3 separate regions of the Homo sapiens genome follow, and all the other regions are linked to region 1. A link is a loop called in an ENCODE intact Hi-C map of the cell type or tissue named here. Cell type or tissue: PC-3. All regions are shown on one strand.

What was found. Hi-C counts contacts between places; a loop is a spot of excess contacts. Peaks named below come from ENCODE experiments on the same cell type or tissue, not always from the same donor. Only the 100,000 strongest peaks of a DNase experiment are listed, where the experiment ranks them.
Region 2: a loop joins it to region 1, with 6 times the contacts of the local background. A loop is called at or near these places in 1 of 110 quality-filtered maps.
Region 3: a loop joins it to region 1, with 7 times the contacts of the local background. A loop is called at or near these places in 1 of 110 quality-filtered maps.

Annotation. Positions count from the first base shown.
Region 1 is chr7:19,956,482-19,960,481 of GRCh38, reverse strand. The region is part of intron 5 of MACC1-OT1 (MACC1 3' UTR overlapping transcript 1); the gene reads left to right. Among named protein-coding and RNA genes, the nearest start is that of MACC1-OT1, 180 kb to the left of the region's middle. In PC-3, no CTCF peak of the experiment used is centred here; DNase peaks (open chromatin) are centred at 1,991 and 2,631; H3K27ac peaks cover 3,177 bases.
Region 2 is chr7:20,150,587-20,154,586 of GRCh38, reverse strand. MACC1 (MET transcriptional regulator MACC1) reads left to right here. Exons shown (of 7, transcript NM_182762.4): 6 at 206-394. It overlaps MACC1-AS1 (MACC1 antisense RNA 1), which reads right to left. Exons shown (of 4, transcript NR_046756.1): 3 at 3,998-4,000; 4 at 1,056-1,323. Among named protein-coding and RNA genes, the nearest start is that of MACC1-AS1, 11 kb to the right of the region's middle. In PC-3, no CTCF peak of the experiment used is centred here; a DNase peak (open chromatin) is centred at 1,946; H3K4me3 peaks cover 463 bases; H3K27ac peaks cover 2,282 bases.
Region 3 is chr7:20,028,811-20,032,810 of GRCh38, reverse strand. It overlaps MACC1-OT1 (MACC1 3' UTR overlapping transcript 1), which reads left to right. Exons shown (of 6, transcript NR_110114.1): 3 at 3,852-3,892. Among named protein-coding and RNA genes, the nearest start is that of MACC1-OT1, 110 kb to the left of the region's middle. In PC-3, no CTCF peak of the experiment used is centred here; a DNase peak (open chromatin) is centred at 1,630; H3K4me3 peaks cover 367 bases; H3K27ac peaks cover 1,222 bases.

The sequences.
Region 1 (4,000 bases):
AGGAGTTATTACATAAAAGTGGAAACTTGGGTTATGATATTTTCTTTACATTTACCTGATGGATCTATGATCTTTAGACAGGCATGAACAGATGGTATTTTATGATCCAGAAGGAAATGATATTTTGTTTTTCTAAAGTCAGTTATTCACAGAGATAAATACTGAGTATACCTCAAACTTATATGGTTTTAAGTATAAAATCACAGATGAGTTATATAATACCCAGTTTCCGTGCACATTTGCTGAAAACATCTATCTTTCTATGTATTTTCTGTTCACAATATTTGTCAGAACTTCAGTGTATTTAAGCTGGGTACTATGTTTTTTGCCAAAACAAACCATATGAAGACACACCCTTTGGTAGGAACCCCGATATTTGGTATGCATTAAGCATTATTGTTGTTATGTTTATAATTTACCATGTATTTTCTGGTAATTAAAGATGGCATTTTATTTAATATGGCTAAGGTTATAGTTGTAAGAACTAGCTAAAATATATTCAAATCCTTTTAAAGCTCTGTGTTAGTCTGTTCTTGCACTGCTATAAAGAAATACCTGAGACTAGTAATTTATAAGGAAAAGAGGTTTAATTGGCTTATGGTTCTTCGGGCTGTACAAGAATCATGGCTAGGGACACCTCAGAAAATTTTCAATCATGGCAAAAGGTGAAGGGGAAGCAGGCAGGTCTTACTTGACTGAGCAGGAAGAAGAGGCGAGGGGTGCTACACGCTTTTAAACAACTAGGCATTGTGACAACTCACTCTCACGAGAACAGAGCCAAAAGGGAAATCCACCCCCATGATCCAATTATTTCCCACCAGACCCCACCTCCAACACTGGGGACTTCAGCTGGACATGAGATTTGGGCAGGGACACAGACCCAAACCATGTCAAGCTTCCTTTGTTCAAGCAGAGAATACTTAGAGGTAAACAGATTCAGAGGACCTAAAATATATTAAGAAGGATAGAAATTATATACTATTTATTCTTTTTGTGAATTTCAAGGACCAGGTTTTTCTTAGAGAGGAACTCCTGTGATTTAGGTTCACTTTAAATTCTTTTCTTTTCTTTTTTTTTTTTTTTTTGAGACGGAGTCTCGCTCTGTCACCCAGGCTAGAGTGCAGTGGCACGATCTCGGCTCACTGCAACCTCCGCCTCCCAGGTTCAAGGAATTCTCCTGCCTCAGCCTCCCGAGTAGCTGGGACTACAGGCGCCTGCCACCATGCCCGGCTAATTTTTAGTAGAGACGGGGTTTCACCCTCTTGGACAGGCTGGTCTCGAACTCCTGACCTTGTGATCCACCCGCCTCAGCCTCCCAAAGTGCTGGGATTACAGGCGTGAGCCACCGTGCCCGGCCAGTTCACTTTAAATTCTGAGCAGTACAAATGGTGTTTTTTAATAATGATTATCAATCTGTAAGTTTTGTTTTCCAGTAAAAGGGAGGGCCTAAATAATCACAACTCAGTTAGTTAATTTATAATTAATACTTCACCTAAAAAGAAAATGGGCTTATTGTGTGAAAAATAATAACAGTGAAATGCTCATATGAAATTTTATTGTAAAACTGTTTCATAATTAGAGTTTTATCAGATGTTATATTGTAGCATTAGCAAACTGGAACATGCAGTACTAAATATCAGCTGTAAGGGTTTTGGTAACTTCCTAAACTCTTTATAATTAATGACTCTTAAAAATGTTTGTAGTGTTATTTTTATTATGTCACCAAGTCATTAATATTTCAACATGGTAATAATCCAACTAAATGTAATTTTCCAGTTAAAACCACAGTAACCAAGGTGCCTTTTCAGTTAATAACAACATTGCCCAATATAAAAAAAATACTTCCTGAGAATTCCTGTAAAGCAGGATTTCTCAACCATGACACTATTGACACTTTGGGGCAAATAATTCTTTGCTGTGTGAGCTGTCCTGTGATTGCAGGATGTTTAGTAACATCTTTGGCATCTACCCGCTAAATGCCAATAGCACCTCCTTTCAGTTGTGACAACCAGAAATGTGTCCAGATGTTGTTAAGTGACCCATGGCTTGGTTGAAAATCAATGCGGTAAGAGCATAAACGTACCCAATTCTTAGGTGGCAAATAGTATACCCTTTGGTGGTTGAGTTAGCCTAAGAGTAAACCTAACTTTGTGGTCCTGAGTCACTCTTCCTTTTAAGTCATATCATCTTATCTAACTCATTCTAAATCTAGCCTATTTCTTCAACGTGCCCCATTTCTCAGCATTACTAATTTTGATGATTGAGTGCTTAAATGGATTTATAATTCAGACTGGCTCTGTCATTTGCTATAGGTGCACTTTACAAAAATACCACAATTTAAATGACTTTTTTTGTAAGCATTACAAAGGGTAACAGAGACTGCATGTTTACAACAACCATACAAATATATTTTAAAATGGTGTTTCTATTCATATCTCTGGGGTCTGTATCAATAAATAGGTATATTATTAGAAGTCACAAGGAAAATTAAGAAACACCAGAGAATGAATTGGCTCAGCCATGCTTATATCTTCTTGGCATACTGGGCTATTATCTTTCTGAATCTCCTTCACTGCCCCACTTTTTATTTAGTCTGACTCATTTTCTCAGGGATGAATTTATTAAAACAAAAACACACAGGCCTTTCAAATTTTGCTGAAGCTTCATTACAGTGGAGATAGGATCTAGAGCATCTGATGACAGAATCTCTTGCTCTCTCTCTCTTTCCCTCTCTGACACACACACACACACACACACACACACGCACACAATTTCCTGTGATACTAGAAAGCAATGATATATAAAATTTAAAAGTTAGAAAAACTATTTAGGTATTTTTAATGACGAAGAAGAAATATGAAATTCATTTTTTATTAGCACCAACCAGATGTGAGTATACATAAAATAGACAAATTGAGGAATAAAGTACTCCCAAAGGTAAACTGTATTGAAACCCATTATTCTCTGCATTCTCATTTGTTTTAAAAAAATGTATATATATATTAAAAACTTTACACTGTGTGATTTTAAAATACTGGATTCTAAAGTTAGCATTTATGGGGTATATACGAGTTGTGAAAATTTTCTTGATGACAGTTATTACAGGCACCTGTAATCCCAGCTACTCGAGGGGCTGAGGCAGGAGAATTGCTTGAACATGGGTGGCAGAGGTTGCAGTAAGCCAAGGCTGTACCACTGCACTCCAGCCTGGGTGACAGAGTGAGACTCCATCTCAGTTAAAAAAAATAAAAGCAAGGCTTGGGAAAGATACAGAACACTTTTGAAAGCCCTCAATAACATTACTTATCTGAGAAGTGCTCTCATTGTGCACTATCTACTATATCTTTCTGATTAATTCCCTTTGGTCATCACACATAAATCTGACTAGTATGTGCAACTGGTTACAGGTTAAAATTATCTTTGCAGGCTTCCTACCATTTAATTCTCAAAACAACTATATTTTGTGTAAAAGCAAACTCCCTTAGAGAGGCTAAGTTACTTAGTTTGCTAGTAACTGGTAATGGCAGGATTTGAACACAAATGCTCTGAACACCAAATCTCCATCTCACTTGTGTTTTTCCCTAGTCATCAATCTTATAAGAACTGTGTATTAGGCCATTCTCACATTGCTATAAAGAAATATCCGAGACTGGGTAATTTATAAAGAAAAGAGATTTAACTGGCTCAGGATTCTGCAGGCTTTACAGGAAGCATGGTGCTGGCATCTGCTCACCGTCTAGAAAGGCCTCAGGAAGCTTACAGTCATGGCAAAAGGCAGAGGGGGAGCAGGCGTGTCACTTGGCAAAAGCAGGAGCAAGAAAGCGATTGGGGTGGGGAGGTGCCACATACTTCTAAAGGAACACATCTGATGAGAACTCACTATCACAAAGACAGCACCAAGCTACGAGGGATCCACCCCCATAATCTAAATACCTCCCTCCAGACCACACCTACAGCACTGGAGAATCTAATTTAACATGAGATTTGGATGGGGTCATGT
Region 2 (4,000 bases), 190 kb before region 1:
AACTCTGGCTTAGTTATGTCTACTGTAGTTTGCTTATAGAATTTGCTTAAATGTGAATCAACTCCTTGAGCTTTAGAAAACTCGATTATACGTGTAGTGAAAAAAAAGGACTCCCATTTGTAGAATATGTAATAAAAATTCCAATTTATAGAGAGAAAAGCCCAAGTTAGTTGCTTTTAATTGTGACATGTAATTGTTGCTGCAGGCTCTTCTGAAAATGGATTGCCAAGAGTTAGTCGCACGTCTCATCCAAGAAGCTGCTGTTCTGACTTCAGCTGTCAAGCTTGGAAAAGGCTGGAGGGAACTAGCTGAAAAGTTAGTACGACTCACAAAGCAACAAATGGAGGCATATGAAATTCCTCATCGAGGAAACACTGGAGATGTTGCTGTTGAGGTAAGACTTCTGTTTGTGTAATTCAATAGTGAAAAGTTGCAGACCAAGTAACACTAATGTAATCAAACCCATACCACATTCACGGATTCACTGGGGGAATGTCCAAGATGATCCACTAACTGAATCACTGCACTAGTAACTCATCAGTACTATCTGAAATAAACACACACACTCTTAAAAGGCATTGAGAGCCCTTAAAATATTGATGTTTCTTCTTTTGGATTTCATATTCTCATGGCCTTTGATCAATGAATTAATTGATCAAATTGGGCCAGTAAGTGGGGATGGCTATAAGAACTTGAGTCATAAAACAGGTAAATTTTGAAGGTGGGAGACAGGATCAAGTCAGGACAATAGAGGAAGACATAATGATATGTACTTATCGGCCTCAGGCATAAACTTAGTCACTTGCGATAACTAATGCTCAGGGACAAGAAGTAGTAAGAAAGTGGATGTAGAGCCACTGGTGATGAGAGATTGATAACTAAGAGCTTCATTATCTCCTTCACAATGTTGCCTACAGTAACTACAGGCATCAGTTGCAGAATGTTAGCACTTAGTACAAAGTAAATATTTACCATGAAAATATTGTTTTTATCAAAACAAATGTATGCTGTTAGGCACAAGTTAAACACATATTTTTCTCCAGATTACCATAAAGAACTGGGAGTCAATTTTTATTGAATTAAATAAATAAAAATATTCCAGTGAAGGGCACATGTAAAATATTCTGTATCTTTCTCTCAAATGAACAAGCATTTTGAAGATATTTATGTTTAAGGAAATCTTCTCTCTATTAGAGATGACTTGGTGAGAGCAGAAGCTGTATTCTTCACTTTGTTTTTGGCGTAGATCTGGGTATTAATTTTTGGAGAAAATTTTCTTGCTTCGATGCAACCATTCCAGTTGGGTGAACAGGACAAAACCACCTTTGCATGAAAAGTAGAGTCAAATCAAGTCAGCTGAATTCCAGCAGCTGCAGTGGAAGTGTCAGCAGGCTGGTTTCTGAGTTCCTGCAGCCTGGCTCTCCAGCCAGGACTTCTCCAAAATAAGACTCTTTAGCCAGGAGCAACCAGGGACTGAGGATGTCTTTCCCCTCAGAGACTACATTTATCTCCATAAACTTAGAAGGGCATTACAGCCTATAAATAAGCATAATATAGCATTTGGTGCAGTACACAAAATGGACTCAAGTGTTTACAGAATGAGATGAAAGATAGGAAGCCTTTAAGAAGGAAAAACAAATATTATGAGGGATACGCTCTTCTGATTCGGACATTTCAGTTAACTGATGAAAAAGTTGTCTAATTGAAAGCAGGACCTTTTTTTCTTAATAAGGTTCTGTTTTGAAAGAGTTTTGTTGAGAGTTATTTATCAGAGTTATTTATTCTGTCAGCCTCCTTAAGCATCTGGCTTCTCTCTAATTGTGGTTGTTTATAGTTTGTCTTCCCCTAAATCTTGATGGAGGCCAGCAAACCACCCACTTTTCCATTATTTACTTTTGCACAGCCCAAATCATAAATGACTAAGTCTTTGCCTGAGGCTGATAAACACTCAGAAGCAGAAAGGAAAGCCCCTAGGTGTCTTTCTATGATAGTTCAACTTATTGTGATTAATAGTAATAGTCATCACTCAGATTCATGTTATTAAATACTTAGAAAAATCCACAGTATATTGGCCTGAGGTCATTCCAAATAATATACAGAAATCTTACGTACGAGGTCACTTAACTAATGGGTAAATATATGCTAATTTCCAACCTCCTAAAAAATAGCTGTATAATTTTTCTCTTTGGGAGGAGATTCCTAAATATGATCAATTTACAATTCAAGTAGTTGATTTCAAAGCACACTGATATTAGTTCTGGGTAGGGGGTGCAGAGGGAGGGAAGTGCACTGGGGCAGGGAGATAATTAGGTCTAGCAGTTGCTGGGCCGCTTTTTTTCCTGTATGTCATTTCCTCAGAGGGCACACACTCCAAAAACTGCCTTCTATGTGTGCCAATGCCTGCAGTTGAGCTGTTTCGCTTACTTTCTCTCCTTTAACTTCTTTCTCTTCCCTTTGTTCTATTTTTATTGTATCTTAGGGAGAGTTATCTGGCACTGACTCCGTGACAGACACTGTTCTGGAAATATTACAAAAATTAATTAATGTAATCCTTTCAATAAAAACTCATGGGGCAGACACTAATATCTAAGATATGGAGAGGATAAGTAACTTGCTTAAACATACACAGCTGGAAAGTCCTGGAACCATGTTTAGAGCACAGACATTTGACTTCAGAGTCCATGACTTTAACCATTACACTCTGTCCATCACTGTTTAATATGGTGACTATGTTGCAGAGTCAGAAGGTGCGGCCAGGGTTAAGCAACTTGTTTCATTTTTTATTTGTCCTCTTTTCAGGCCATGTCAAGTAGCCATGATACTATCAAAAATTGCCTCAAAATTAAATCTTTACCAAGCCTCAAGCTGGTTAAAAAATGAAGTATATTAATAATAAATTTGTCAGATTTTCTGAACACCTTAACCATTTCTTAATTTTTTCTAAGGTGAAGAAAAAGCCTCTCTTTGGAAACTTTTGAGAATGTCACTTTTGAAATTAACCATCTCCTCAAGTTAAATTTTAAGAAATGTTACTCGACTTTTCTAATGACATGGTAATTACTACATAAAAGCAAAGCTGTAAAGCTTGGAATCTGATAATAAGCAAAGTATGTTTTTCAGAGTATTTCTTTCAGAAAAAATGCACTTACACTATACAAAGATGTCACTATTGCCAAGGTTCTTCCGTGAAAGTTAGTGAAAATTTATTGGCATTTTCTGAATATATTTAGAGTTTTAATTTTTTAAAAAAGGAATCAATAGCATATTAGAAAAATAGCTCACTTTTTAAATGTTGAATTTTACAAGGGGACATGCTGGGGATTCAGAGATAAGAAATTCACTGGCCTAAATTGGGTGCTCTTCACTTAGCCTTCTAGGGATGGTTACCACAAATGACAATACTTTTTCTATGGCTCCCTCATTGGCCCCCTTGCTTAACAATATAGATTATGCCATTTTTATCTTGTTTAATAAGGACACATATTCACCAAGGACACTAAAGTTTCACTTCCTTTCTTTTTTTTTTTTTTTTCTCCTTTGAGACAGTGTCTGGCTCTGTCACCCAGGCTGGAGTGCAATGGCACAATCTCAGCTCTCTGTAACCTCCACCTCCCAGGTTCAAGAGATTCTCCTGCCTCAGCCTCCCAAGTAGCTGGGATTACAGGCGCATGCCACCATACCTGCCTGATTTTTGTATTTTTAGTAGAGATGGGTGTTTCACCATGTTGGCCAGGCTGGTCTCGAACTCCTGACCTCAGGTGATCCACTCACCTCGGCCTCCCAAATTGCTGGCATTACAGGTGTGAGCCACCACTCTGGCCTCACTTCCTTTCTTCAATTACCTTTGCCCACTGGGCTCTACCTCAGCCACAGGCACCAATAGTCCTGTTGATAATAGTTTCTTATCTGACCTGCCAGAATGGGCCACTCTCCCAATGGAAGCCAGCGAAGTCAATGTTCCTAATGGTAATTTTTTTTCGTCTCGGAAATTACTCACCTG
Region 3 (4,000 bases), 72 kb before region 1:
TCCATCTCTGGGGAATGAGGATGTGATACAGACTACACAACCCTTGGTGCCACTCTCATTACATAGTCTAACCAAGTGGGAATTCAAAAGTAACTTTCCAAAGTATCATTATAAGGACATTTATGTCTGACCAGATGCATCAAGATGTCACATTCTCATGGCCTTTGCATTGATTCAAACAAAAGTAGACCCTTCTGAGATTTTGAAACTTTCAGCTTCTTTTCTACTAAAATATAGAATTGTGGGTTGTATTGTGATTCAAATAAAGTTATGCCTTACTTACATTACTGCGTAAAATGTATACAAAAAATGCAGTCTCATTTTGAAGTATTTTGTGGCTTATTAAATAAAAGCAATATATTACAATAAGAGCAAACAAAAGAATATTGTTCTATAGAAATTAAGTTATTGATCTACCCACATATAAATGCAACAAATAACTTTTGATTGCCTATTCTGTGCTCAGCTCTGTGCCTGGTTCTGGGCATATACAAGAGGTAAATGACCTTCTGCAAATTGAGATGGCTTTTTGGTGACCTCATAATATCATGGCCTAATCAAGGCTATGATTAAACAAAAATAGTCAAATGCATAGTCATGTAATAGATTTGTAGAAGCAACATACAATGCAAGTCAAGGAATATGACAAATTAAGTTGGGAATTTCAACTGGAGAAGAAAGCAGAGAAAAGGTCATTGAAAACATAGCTAAGTGGCCAGGCTAGATAGTGTTCACTTCTGCTGATCTGATTAAATTGGGATGATATACTGAACTCTCTGACACAGACAGAATATTTTAGTTTTCTGAGCAGATAATTTGATGAATAAGGAATAAAAAGTCTGTGTTTACAGCCTACATATATGAAAAAGTTATGATCTGGGCAAAAACTTACAAGTAAATCCTGGCCTTGACTGAAGGATACTGTATTATAGAGGTATAGGTGCTATTATAGGAGTGTTTGCCTATATCCCTCTAACAATCTTTGTGAATTATGGCACATAAAAGGCACTGATGCACCTGGTTCTTATCACTGATTTCATGGAAGATGCTGATAATCAGTCGTTATATGCTTTCCTCAGAATCTTTCTCAGCACTGTGTTCTAAGCAGCCAATGGCTAACTACCAGAATTGGTAATTAATATAAAAGATTTTTGTTACTCTGCTTCTGTATGCCTAATTAGTGGTGACAAATTATGTTGTGAGATGGTAATTATTTCTCAGGACAGAAAAATGAAATGATAGTCTCAATATTTATTGATCACCTTCTATGAGTCAGTCATTGTGCATTTAAAATTACCTTTATTACCCCATTTGACTTTGAGTCCCACCTAGTGAAAAATATATTACTATCGTTCCCTTATAAGAGATTAAATAACTTGCCTAAGGTCAGGTAGCTGGAAAGTGGCAGAGCTGAGATTCAAATCCAGATCTGTCCAATTTGAGAGTTCAGGTTCTCACTGTCTCACCAAACCTAAAAATGCAATTTCCCCTCCCCTTTGTCAGAATTGAAGTTCAGTTTTGTGGCTCTGAGTTGACTTCTCTTTTCTAGTCATATGTCTAAATTAAGCTCCCAGGGATTCCCCCTCCTACCATTGCTATTCCAGGGAAATTAGTATCTAATGTTAAGCTCAAATTACATAGTTGTAGGTATTTATAAAAATTCCTGTGGGTAAATGTAGCCACATGAATATGGTAAATTGTATTTACTCATATTGTAAACATGAGCATCTACTGTGTGAGACACTTTGATAGTCCTTGTGAAAGATAAAAAGACAAGGCATGTGAAATTCAGCTGTACAAGACACTCAGGAGATCACATATTTCATTTTCTTTTGTTCTGCTTTCAGAAGGAAAAATGATCTGTTTCTAGCTGTGGGCTCATTGTGGACTGTAGGGAATGACTTTAGAAGACGATTTTGTTTTTAGTAAAGGCAAACTAAGTTATTCACACTCACAATCTATGACTAAACTTGCAGGATACAATCTTTCTCAAAAGCTGTGGATTACTGACAAAATAGTATGAAGTTATTAGGCCAAATAAAGGCAAAACAAGAACCTAGAAAGGTAAGCAGAGCATGAATTTTCTGTTGCATTACAGATGCTTCCCTATTTTAGCAAATTTGTACTTTTACTTTGATGCCTTATGAGTCAAAAGGGAATAAATTAAAGCTCAGAGGACATACAAGTAAAAAGGCTTAGAGGAGAACTACTTCCAATAACATCCAGGACAGCAAAGGGCTGCACCCTCAGGATAAGAGTGAACCAAAAGCTTACCAGCCCTGCGTGGGCTTGCCGCATGGTTTCACATTGTCTGGGCAGTCTGAGAATCTCAGCTCCACATTTGCTTTAAGGTGAATCTAGACTAGAGGTGCACCAAGGCACCTAGCAGAAGCAATTGTGCTTTCTTTTTGAAAATATTATAGTACATTTATCTGTACTTTAAATTATCAAAATGATTTTATTTCTTAAAGAATAAACATCAAATAGTCAAAATTAACAAAGCACATAAAGATATACTGCACCATCAGTGAAAAGAGACCCACAAAGATTCCTGTAAATTAGAATTTTCAGATTCAGATACAGGCTATTATATTGGAGGAAAAAAACAACTATGCTTATATGTTTAAATAAGTGAAAGATAATTTTGAAAATACATGCAAGTAATATATGCAACTTAAAATATTAACATAGCAGATATGTAAGTTTACAGATTTTTACCAGATGAAACTTTCAGAAATTAAAAAAAAATTAAATAATTCAAGGAACATTTTAAATAGCAAATTAGGCACAGCTGAAGAGATAATTAGAAACTTATAGATGCATCAAAAACAAAAATAAACTAATATACGGCACTGATGAAAAAATGTTAGAAATTATAGAGAAGAGGGTAAAAGATAGAATATCAAGTGAGAAGGTATACAGTATAATTAATCAGTCTCAGAAAATAATCCCATTTTCGCTGGGGCTTTGAAAAGACAATGGTTGAAAATCTTCCAGAAGTGATGACACCAATTTGCAGACTCCATATCACAACAAACAACAAGCATAAAAATAAAATAAAATCTACATCTAGAGGCTGAAATTTCACAGAACAAAGAAGATAGAAACAAATTCAAAGCAGAGTAAAAAGAGGGCAGCTATTAAATTTGCTCAGCAGCAAAAATGGAAGTCAAAATTCAAAGGAATATTTGAAATGTTTTGAAAGATTATAACTTAGAATTCTACACCAAGTCAAAATAGATTTCCAGAATGAGCTAAGAAATATTTTTATGTAAAAATAACAAATACAAAAATTTAAAAAATTGAGAGAGTTAATTATCAGCAGAGCCTCATTAAAGGAACTTGAAAAGGGTTGGGCATAGTGGCTCAAGCCTCTAATTCGAGTACTTTGAGATGCTGAGTGAGGCAGATCACTTGAACTCAGGAATTTGAGATCAGCCTGGGCAACATGGTAAGACCATGTCTCTACAAAAATTAGCCAGGCATGGTGGCACGCACCTGTAGTGTCAGGAGGCTGAGGTGGGAGGATCTCTTGATCCTAGTAGGTTGAGGCTGCAGTGAGCCATGATTGCATCTCTGTCCTCAAGCTTGGGTGACAGAGTGAGACCCTGTGTCAATAAATAAGCAAATAAAGAAATAAAATTGAAAAGGATATATTTCAAGCTGAAATAAAATGATTCCATTGGAAGATGTGAGAAAAAGAATGAATGGAGAACAAATAATGTGGTCAATAATAATCATATTAATTTTTTGTGGTTCTTAAACAATGTAATAAAAATAACAAAATGAATAATATAGAAGTTGTATTGAATTAAATGGAGGAAAATAATCTAAGGTCTCCATATTTGCAGGGAGAAGAATAAAGACATTGTTGAACTTAGACTTTGACAAGGTAAGTAAGTAAATTATATTATAATTTTTATGGTAACCATTAATTGGGCATATAAATAAAGATAATGCCTTTAAGTAAGTGGGGTGGAAAATACTGAAATATTTATAA